Regions from separate parts of the Homo sapiens genome. Here region 1 is linked to region 2. A link is a contact called in ENCODE Hi-C data. All regions are on one chromosome and are shown on one strand. Each heading gives the region's core, a stretch centred on a gene start or an enhancer-like site at or near the end of the contact. The rest is flanking DNA. Distances are from core to core; before and after follow the strand shown.

Region 1 (3,594 bases), core at 422-2,921, 390 kb after region 2:
CAACATCAGTCATTACAACATTGGATATTTCTGTAGAGGCACTGTTGCTCATGTGTGGCATGATCCTCAACGTCAGGGAAAAAGACCTAGTAAGTGAAGTCACCTGCAAGGTCACCAGCCTCCCCATGCCTCCAAATCTTACCTGGGCCTCTGTCACATAAGAGGATCCAGCCAAGGATCTGCTCAGGGAACTAACTTGTTGCACATCTTCTATCTCACACACATTTTGTGTTCTCTTCTTTACAGAAGAGGAAATTGAGGCCCAGGGAGCTAACTTGTCTAAAGCCATATAAGAGCCAGAATCTGAACAATGGTTTCTCTTCAGTTCCAAGGCCTTGTCCCAGGACATTGCACTAAATAAAAACACAATTACCCACTTCCGTTCCAAGTTCCCCCAAGTAATAAATTTACGTTATTTCTTTTCTTTTTTTTCTTTTCTTTCTCTCTCTTTCTTTCTTTTGAGATAGAGTCTCACTCTGTCACTCAGGCTGGAGTGCAGTGGCGTGATCTCCGCTCACTGCAACCTCCACCTCCCGGGTTCAAGCGATTCTCCTGCCTCAGCCTTCCGAGTAGCTGGGATTATAGGTGTGTGCCACCATGGGCAGCCAGGTTTTTTTGTATTTTTAGTACAGACGGGGTTTCACCATGTTGGCCAGGCTGGTCTCCAACTACTAACCTCAAGTGATCCGCCCACCTCGGCCTCCCAAAATGCTGGGATTACAGGCATGAGCCACCGCGCCCGGCCTACAATGTTATTTCTGCAAGAACCTAAACTGGTGTTTCCAGTCTATTCTCTGGGTAACTGCCCGATTGAAGGCCCGCATCTGTGCTGACCTCAGCTGGACCAAGGGTCACTTAACTCCCGGAATCTCGAAGCCAAGGCACCGGGCCAAGAACTTCACAGTGCAACATTTGTCTCCTAGAACAGGGGGTGGCAGATTGCGGGCAACAGGAAGAGCTCATTCCCCACAGGGATCTGGTGGCACGGGCCAAAAGTGGAGCGACCCTGCGCGCAGCCTTTAGGGGCGCAGGCTTTGAGAACCCGGGTTCTATTCCGGGCTCTGCCATTTAAGTTGCCTCCTTTCTCAGGGCCCCACCACCTTCCTCACCTGTAAAATGGGGGAAACAGTAGCACTTGACTTGCAGCTTTGTTGTGAAGGAGCTAGGATTGTTTAAATCGAAAATGCTCAACGAGAAAAGTGTTCAGTGGAGAGCTACTACTCACATCCCCGATAAGCCTTCGCATTCTTGCCAAAGGCCACGGGCCGCCACCCCATCATACCGAATGTGCCTGGAACTGGGGCGCTGCGGCTGGCCGCCGCCCGATCCCCAGCCCAGGCGCGACCCAAGCGCTCCCCTCCCGTCATTGCGGCTGCAGAGGGTGGGGTACGGCGGGGGACAGCGAGGACGCCGAAGCACCCCCCGGGCTCTGGGACGCCGCGGCCCTCGGACCCGAAGCCGCCCACCTACCGGAACACGGCCCGCGCACGTACCTAGCGACGCCTCCGTCCTACGCCGCCGCCGGTGCCACCAGTCCCAGACCCGCTGACCCAACGCCCCGCGCACCGCCGCGGGCCAGCCACGTGACCAGCCGCTCCAACCCCAAACCCCGAACTTGGCGCTGGACCGCTCGAGCTCAGGAAGGTGCACTCTGCGCGCCAGGCTTGGGCTTGGCCCCGCCCCCGGAGGCGCCCAATCAGAGAGCGCAGCCAAGCATGGGCCGCCACCAAACGCACCCGCGCTATTGGCTGCGGCGCAGCGGCGGGCAGGGCCTGTTTCTCCGGGGCGGGCCGGAGGCCGCGTAGTGCAGCTGCGCACCTGGGGCAGGGACCTGCAGAACTGACCCGCTTTGGCTGCAGGGCTGGTGTGTGGACCAAGATTTCCAGGAAGACTACACAGGGCCTTCCTCACTTAAGCCTGTCGCTTGGGCCGTGGGATTATGAGTGAATTTTGTTCATGGTACTACTTTTAGTTTGCAGGGTGGTCATTTAAAGTAGGACAAATGTGCGTCCAAACTGCAACATTATTACTCTGTAGGTGTATAATCCAAGAGCAGACACTTTATTATTATTATTTTTGTTATTTTTTATTTTTATTTTTTTGAGACAGGGTCTCACTCTGTCCCCCAGGTTGAAGTAGAGATGGGGGTCTAACTATGTTGCCTCCCAGGAGGCGGAGGTTGCAGTGAGTCGAGATCGCGCCACTGCACTCCAGCCTGGGGGACGGAGCGAGACAACGTCTCAAGAAGAATAAAATAAGATAAATAAAATACTGACACACAATAAGGACTCAATGAACATTACCTATTGTTAAGAATGATAAAAACCGGGGCCACATGTCAGGACCACCTGAGGCTGCGTCATAAATTTTTTTATTTGTCAAATGATAACAATAATTATTATAAGAATGATAAAAACCGGGCGCAGTGGCTCACCCCTGTAATTCCAGCACTTTGGGAGGCCGAGGCAGATGGCTTGAGCCTAGGAGTTCAAGACCAGCCTGGGCAAAATGGTGAAACCTTGTCTCTACAAATAATTTTAAAATTAGCTGGGTGTGGTGGCAGTCGCCTGTAGTCCCAGCTACTTGGGGGGCTGAATGGGAGGATCACTTGAGCCTGGGAGGCAGAGGTTGCAGTAAGCAATGATCTTGCCTCTGTACTCCAGCCTGGGCAACAGAGTGAGACCCTCATCATCTCGAAAAACAAACAAACAAAAAATACAAAAAAAACTTTTTTTTTTTTTTGAGACAGAGTCTTGCTCTGTCGCCCAGGCTGGAGTGCAGTGGCGCGATCTCGGCTCACTGCAAGCTCCACCTCCCGGGTTCACGTCATTCTCCTGCTTCAGCCTCCTGAGTAGCTGGGACTACAGGCCTCCGCCACCACGCCTGGCTAATTTTTTTTTATTTTTGAGACGGAGTCTCCCTCTCTTGCCCAGGCTGGAGTGCTGTGGCGCGATCTAGGCCCACTGCGAGCTCTGCCTCCTGGGTTCATGCCATTCTCCTGCCTCAGCCTCCCGAGTAGCTGGGACTACAGGAGCCCACCACCACGCCTGGCTAATTTTTTGTATTTTCAGTAGAGACAGGGTTTCACCATGTTAGCCAGGATGGTCTTGATCTCCTGACCTTGTGATCCACCTGCCTCAGCCTGCCAAAGTGCTAGGATTACAGGCGTGAGCCACCACACCCGGCTAATTTTTGTATGTTTAGTAGAGATAGGGTTTCACCATATTGGCTAGGCTGGTCTTGAACTCCTGATCTCAAGTGATCCATCCTCCTCGGCCTCCCAAAGTGCTGGGATAACAGGCAAGAGCCACTGCGCCTGGCCAACATAGTGAGTGTTTTTGTTTTTTGTTTTTGTTTTATTTATTTATTTATTTGAGATGGAGTCTCGCTCTGTCACCCAGGCTGGAGTGCAGTGATGCGATCTTGGCTCCCTGCAACCTCTGCCTCTCTGGTTCAAGCAATTCTCCTGCATCGGCTTCCCGAGTAGCTGGGACTACAGGCGTGCACCACCATGCCCAGCTAATTGTTCTTTTTGTTTGTTTGTTTGAGACGGAGTCTCGCTCTGTCGCCCAGGCATGAGTGCAGTGGCTCGAT
Region 2 (5,060 bases), core at 2,561-5,060:
GTGGGGCGGAGGTTGCAGTGAGCTTAGATCGTGCCACTGCACTCCAGCCTGGGTGATGAAGTGAGACTCCATCTCAAAAAAAAAAAAAAAAAGAATGTAGTCTTTGATGCCACCCATCCAGAGCAGGGCTTCCTCCTGTGCCCAAACCCTACTTGCCACCACTCCCCACAGCCACCTCTGCTCCATTCAGACTGGTACTCACAGATGTGCCTGTGCCCCACTCCCTGCCTCATTCAGCTGTCCCTAGGCCCAATGATATTGTTTTCTGCATGCAGAGTTCCTACCCATCCTTTATGAACAGCCCTCAGACTCAAAGAAGCCAGTCCCTGTCACCCCAGCCTCTTCTGAATTGTTTCTGACTCCTTCAGCACTTACAATCTACACCACTCATTGTTTCATGCATCTCTGTCTTCTCTCCTGAAACCGTAAATCCATTGAGGACAGGGATCAGAGAGGGACCAGCTCTCCTTTTTTTTTTTTTTTTGGAGACAGAGTCTCACTCTGTCGCCCAGGCTGGAGCGCGGTGGCACAATCTTGGCTCACTGCAACCTCTGCCTCCCAGGTTCAAGCGATTCTCCTGTCTCAGCCTCCTGAATAGCTGGGATTACAGGCGCCCACCACCACACCCGGCTCATTTTTGTATTACTAGTAGAGACAGGGTTTCACCATATTGGTCAGGCTGGCCTCCAACTCCTGACCTCAAGTGATCCACCACCTTGGCCTCCCAAAGTGCTGGGATTACAGGCATGAGCCACCACAACCAGCCTACAGCTGCTGTTTTTAATCATTAGCTTTGTAGTTGTTATTTTATTTCTGTATTCCCCCTCCCTCCCACCAATCCCCCACCCCCGCACATTCTTTTAAAAGAATACTAACAACACTAAATATCAAGAAAGTCACTTTGACACTTTGTCACAACAGTACGGAATATACATTAGAACCTAATTCTGTCCATTAATCATTTACCTGAACTGAACTGAAATGACCTATTGGCTACCTGGCAGTGGGGAGCCATCATCATCTTTAGTCAAGCATCTTATGAGCAATGGTGAATCCTGGGGCCTGGTAGGGTATTTTCCTTCACAGGTCACAGACGGGCCAGTTGTTTCACATATCCTCTCCAGATAGAAAATCCAACCCTAACTTAAATATTCTGTTATTAACAGTGGCAGTTTCAATTTACTGAGCTTCTACTATGTTCCAGATACTATGCTAAGTGTTTTCATACATTATCTCATTTAAACTACATTACTCTGTGAATAGGAATCTTTCTCTCTCTCTCTCTCTCTCTCAGAAGACTGACAAACTAAACCTCAGAAAGCAACACAATTTTCTGGGGTCACACAGCCAAGAAATGGGGGCCAGGTCAAAATTCAACTTAGGTCTCCCTGACAGAAGTATCAAGCTCTTTCCACTTGCTATATATCCCTATATCTCTTATATTTGGTTTTTTGTTGTTGTTGTTGTTGTTTGTTTGTTTTTTGAGACAGAGTCTCACTCTGTCGCCCAGGCTGGAGTGCAGTGGCACAATCTCAGCTCACTGCAAACTCCGCCTCCCGGGTTCAAGCAATTCTCCTGCCTCAGCCTCCCGAGTAGCTGGGACTACAGGCGCATGCCACCACGCCTGGCTAATTTTCTTTTTTTTTTTGGATTTTTAGTAGAGACGGGGTTTCACCGTGTTAGCCAAGATGGTCTCGATCTCCTGACCTTGTGATCCGCCCGCCTCAACCTCCCAAAGTGCTGAGATTACAGGCGTGAGCCACCGCACCCAACCACATTTGTATTTTAAATCCCCTTTAACTTCTACCCCTCATTTACTACCTTGTCATTTTAAAGGTGTAGAGCTTCCTATTATAAAGGGGACAGAAAGGAAAACAATTCTCGCAAGTTTTCTGGCTCCCTCCATTAACTGGCTGGAAATTAGTTTTTGGAGTGTGGCTGCCATGCAAGAGCACCTGAAGAGAGTGGAAAAGGACATGGGGAAGAAGTAAGGAAGTGAGAATCCAGAGACTCTCCAGTGGGCAGCAAGAGACAAGATGTCAAAAAGGTGGGAAAACACTCTTTTGGGGTCCCTCATGCATTATAAAAGATACTACGCCAGAAAGTAAAGAAAGGCTCCTAAATGCTAATTAGCCAACAGGAGAGACCTCAATAAGTTTATAGGCTCCACTAAAGGCTGGAAAGTAAGCTAAAATTTCATAAGCAAAGCAGAAAATAAACAAATCACTACTGCTGAAATCAGGCCCATAAGAACACCAAAGATCCTGGCTCATAAAAGACGTTTTACCAGTCCTTCAACCAACCAGGAGGAATCCAGTTTTCAAACAAACTAATCAGCATTCTTGACTGATCAAGTGGCATAAGCCACTGCCTTGGGTAAAAAGGCAAGTTGCTTTCTTAGTAAGGAAGTCCCATATGGTGGCCATTTCAGTATTCCTTTACCTACACTTTGGGCTTTCCTTATCCATGATTCTGGCCATCTCTGGTGTCCCCAGGTGTCCACATCCCCCCTATAGGATTAACAGATAATGCTGAGTACCATTCTCTCTACATTGCCAACAAAAGATTTCAGCTTTGGTAAACTTAATATGAGGTGGGGGAGGAAGCAACAGTCAATGTGCAGAGTACTACAAAGAATATCAAAACTTGAGAACTTTAAGGGATCTATCACATCTCATCTCCAAACACTTTGACAGACAGGGGAACTTCAAACCAGAAAGGGCACAAGGTCATATGGAGTCACTGACAAAACCACTGCTAGAGTCCAGGCTTCCATGATTCCCAGTCCAGGGCTCTTATCATTAAATAACACAGCCTCCCTTCTTTCCTGGGAGGCACTGCAGGCATGCCATCCCCCTGCCAAGATAATCACCCTCCAAGAGCCCCTCCTCCTATCCCAGTCCCTCCTACAGCACAGCTGAGTTGCAGCTCAAATTAGCAAGTCCCGGAGCAGGGGGCATTTCTGGGAGGGTGCCCAGTCTGAGGGTTGCTGGTACCGAAGAGGAGGGACAAAGATGGAGAAGAAGGTGACATCCCACAAAGGGTTTGGGAGAACTGGGTCCTTGGGGCAGTGGCAGTGAGCCTGCTGGGCTGGATAAAGACACATGCAGTGGCATCTCCCAAAGCGCATTGGGGAAGCAGACCAGCAGTTGGCACCACCTCTAGCAGCAAAAGGAAGGGCTGAGCCTTGATGGGCAGGGAAGCCTGGGGCATCTCCGAGTCCAAGTTGGGCCTCAGGGGTGCCTCCTGGCAGAGTGGCACTGGCGCGCCCGTGAGGTGGCACCAGTGCCCGGGAGGAGGCCCGAGGACACAGATGCCCTGCCTGCCCGTGGGATAGCACCGGCACCCGGCGAAGGCCCAGCCCCCCCGGGAGGTGGCACCGGCGCCCGGCGAACGCCCGACGACCAGGATGCCCAACCCGCCCGTGAGGTGGCACCGACGCCCAGTGAAGGCCAGACGACCAGGATGCCCAGCCCGCCCGTGAGGTGGCACAAGCGCCCGGCAAAGGCCCGACGACCAGGATGCCCAGCCCGCTCGTGGAGTGGCACCCGCGGCTGGCGGAGGCCCAGCCCGCTCGTGAAGTGGCACCGGCGCCCGGCGGAGGCCCGCGGTCCTCACCAGCCGGATCAGCGGCCGCCGTTGCCCAGCCTCCTGCCCCACACGCGGCCTTACCGAGGCACTGCCCCACTGGTGTGCTGAACGGGTTCCCCAGGAGGAACTCCATCTTGGGTGGACAACACGCAGCGGCCCGGGCCCCCTGTCTGCCACCTAGGCCTCCGCTGTAACCCGCCGGACTCCCGTCCTGACTGACACTTGCCCCCTCCCCACTCTCTGGAACGCCGAGCTTAGGGCCTTTGGCCCCGCCCCCTTGCCGCGTCTCTATTGGGGGACACCTACGAAGCCCGCCTCCTATTGGTCGTTACACCTCTGTCAGCAAAGCCCCCACCCACCCCGCAGCGTCCGATTGGGCGGAGGAGCGAGCTAGGTCACCGGAGTCCCTGTCAGCCGTGGCGGCACCTCCCCTGGCCCGCCCCCAAAGGGGAAGCTGCGCATTTTGATTCCTCTGTATATTGGTCAATCTAAAGGATTCTTACTATTATTGGACAAAAGACGAGTCAATCACGCAAATGGACGGAACAGAGGTGAATCTAGGAATATCCCCGCCCATAGAAAGTACTGATTGGAGAAACATTTGTTTTCTCTACGGCTGGTTGGTGTAAGGAGTGTTTCACCACACGGAGATGTGGTCACGTGACTTGTCAACTTTCACCCAGGATGTCTCCCTTCTGACTTCCCCTTAGCAACCAAGTCGCGGCGCTTGGTTCCCCAGCAACCGGGAGACGCGTCTGCTGCGTGGAACCGCCGAGTTCCCAGCGCTTGAGAAGGTGAGACCTGGGAGCTGAGGCTCCCGGAGGACTTGCAGGGACAGATAGTGCCCGACGTAACTCTTTCCTGTGACCTTTTTCTCGGAGAACGCCGGCCCGGCCCTTCTCATTTATAAAATGAGCACGTAGGTCCTCTCCCAGCCACTTTACAGTCGTGTGAGACAGCCAAGACACTTTAGTCCTGGGCTTGTCAAGCTTTTGAATAAAAAAAAAAAAAAATACTAAGGAAGCATTTCCCGAGGGAGCAGGGCCAGAATGGATTTTTAAGGGGTTCCGTCTTCCAGCCTCCTTTCATAGAAAGAGAGGTACCCGGTCCACTGATAACTTTTCCCAGAATTTAGCCATCATAACTGACCTCATAACTATCAAATGATTTCATCTTGGTACTGTATATACCGCTTTGGATGTGAATACGGCTACTCAAGTTCTGTATCCGTCTCTGTCAGTAACTCATTGTACGACTTTGGACAAGTTCCTTTACCTCCCTGGAGCCTCAGGTTCCCTAGCTGGGAAATAAGGGCATTAGGACTCCCTTTTTATGGCCTCCGGAGCTTACATGTACTTAAATAATGCATGTGCACTGAGCACACAGTAAGCATTCAGTAAGTGATTGATTTTATTCTTTTTTAAGAAAAATTTTGTTCATTATTTATTTATTTATTTATTTTTTATTTT

The links. Hi-C counts contacts between places; a loop is a spot of excess contacts on that map. Pooled maps may share reads with other maps.
Region 1: a loop to region 2 is called in a map of ascending aorta, with 7 times the contacts of the local background. The contact joins the promoter of SHMT1 here to the promoter of TOM1L2 in region 2. A Hi-C loop is called at or near these places in 1 of 168 maps with a recorded cell type or tissue (ascending aorta), 1 of 37 single-sample maps with no recorded cell type and 7 of 50 pooled maps.

The regions. Positions count from the first base shown.
Region 1 is chr17:18,361,879-18,365,472 of GRCh38, forward strand. SHMT1 (serine hydroxymethyltransferase 1) reads right to left here and starts at 1,672. Exons shown (of 12, transcript NM_004169.5): 1 at 1,494-1,672. RefSeq lists a silencer at 1,297-1,766.
Region 2 is chr17:17,968,590-17,973,649 of GRCh38, forward strand. TOM1L2 (target of myb1 like 2 membrane trafficking protein) reads right to left here and starts at 3,811. Exons shown (of 15, transcript NM_001082968.2): 1 at 3,673-3,811. The coding sequence starts at 3,724. It overlaps DRC3 (dynein regulatory complex subunit 3), which reads left to right and starts at 4,273. Exons shown (of 14, transcript NM_031294.4): 1 at 4,273-4,385. RefSeq lists enhancers at 3,304-3,873, 4,245-4,564 and a silencer at 3,515-3,564.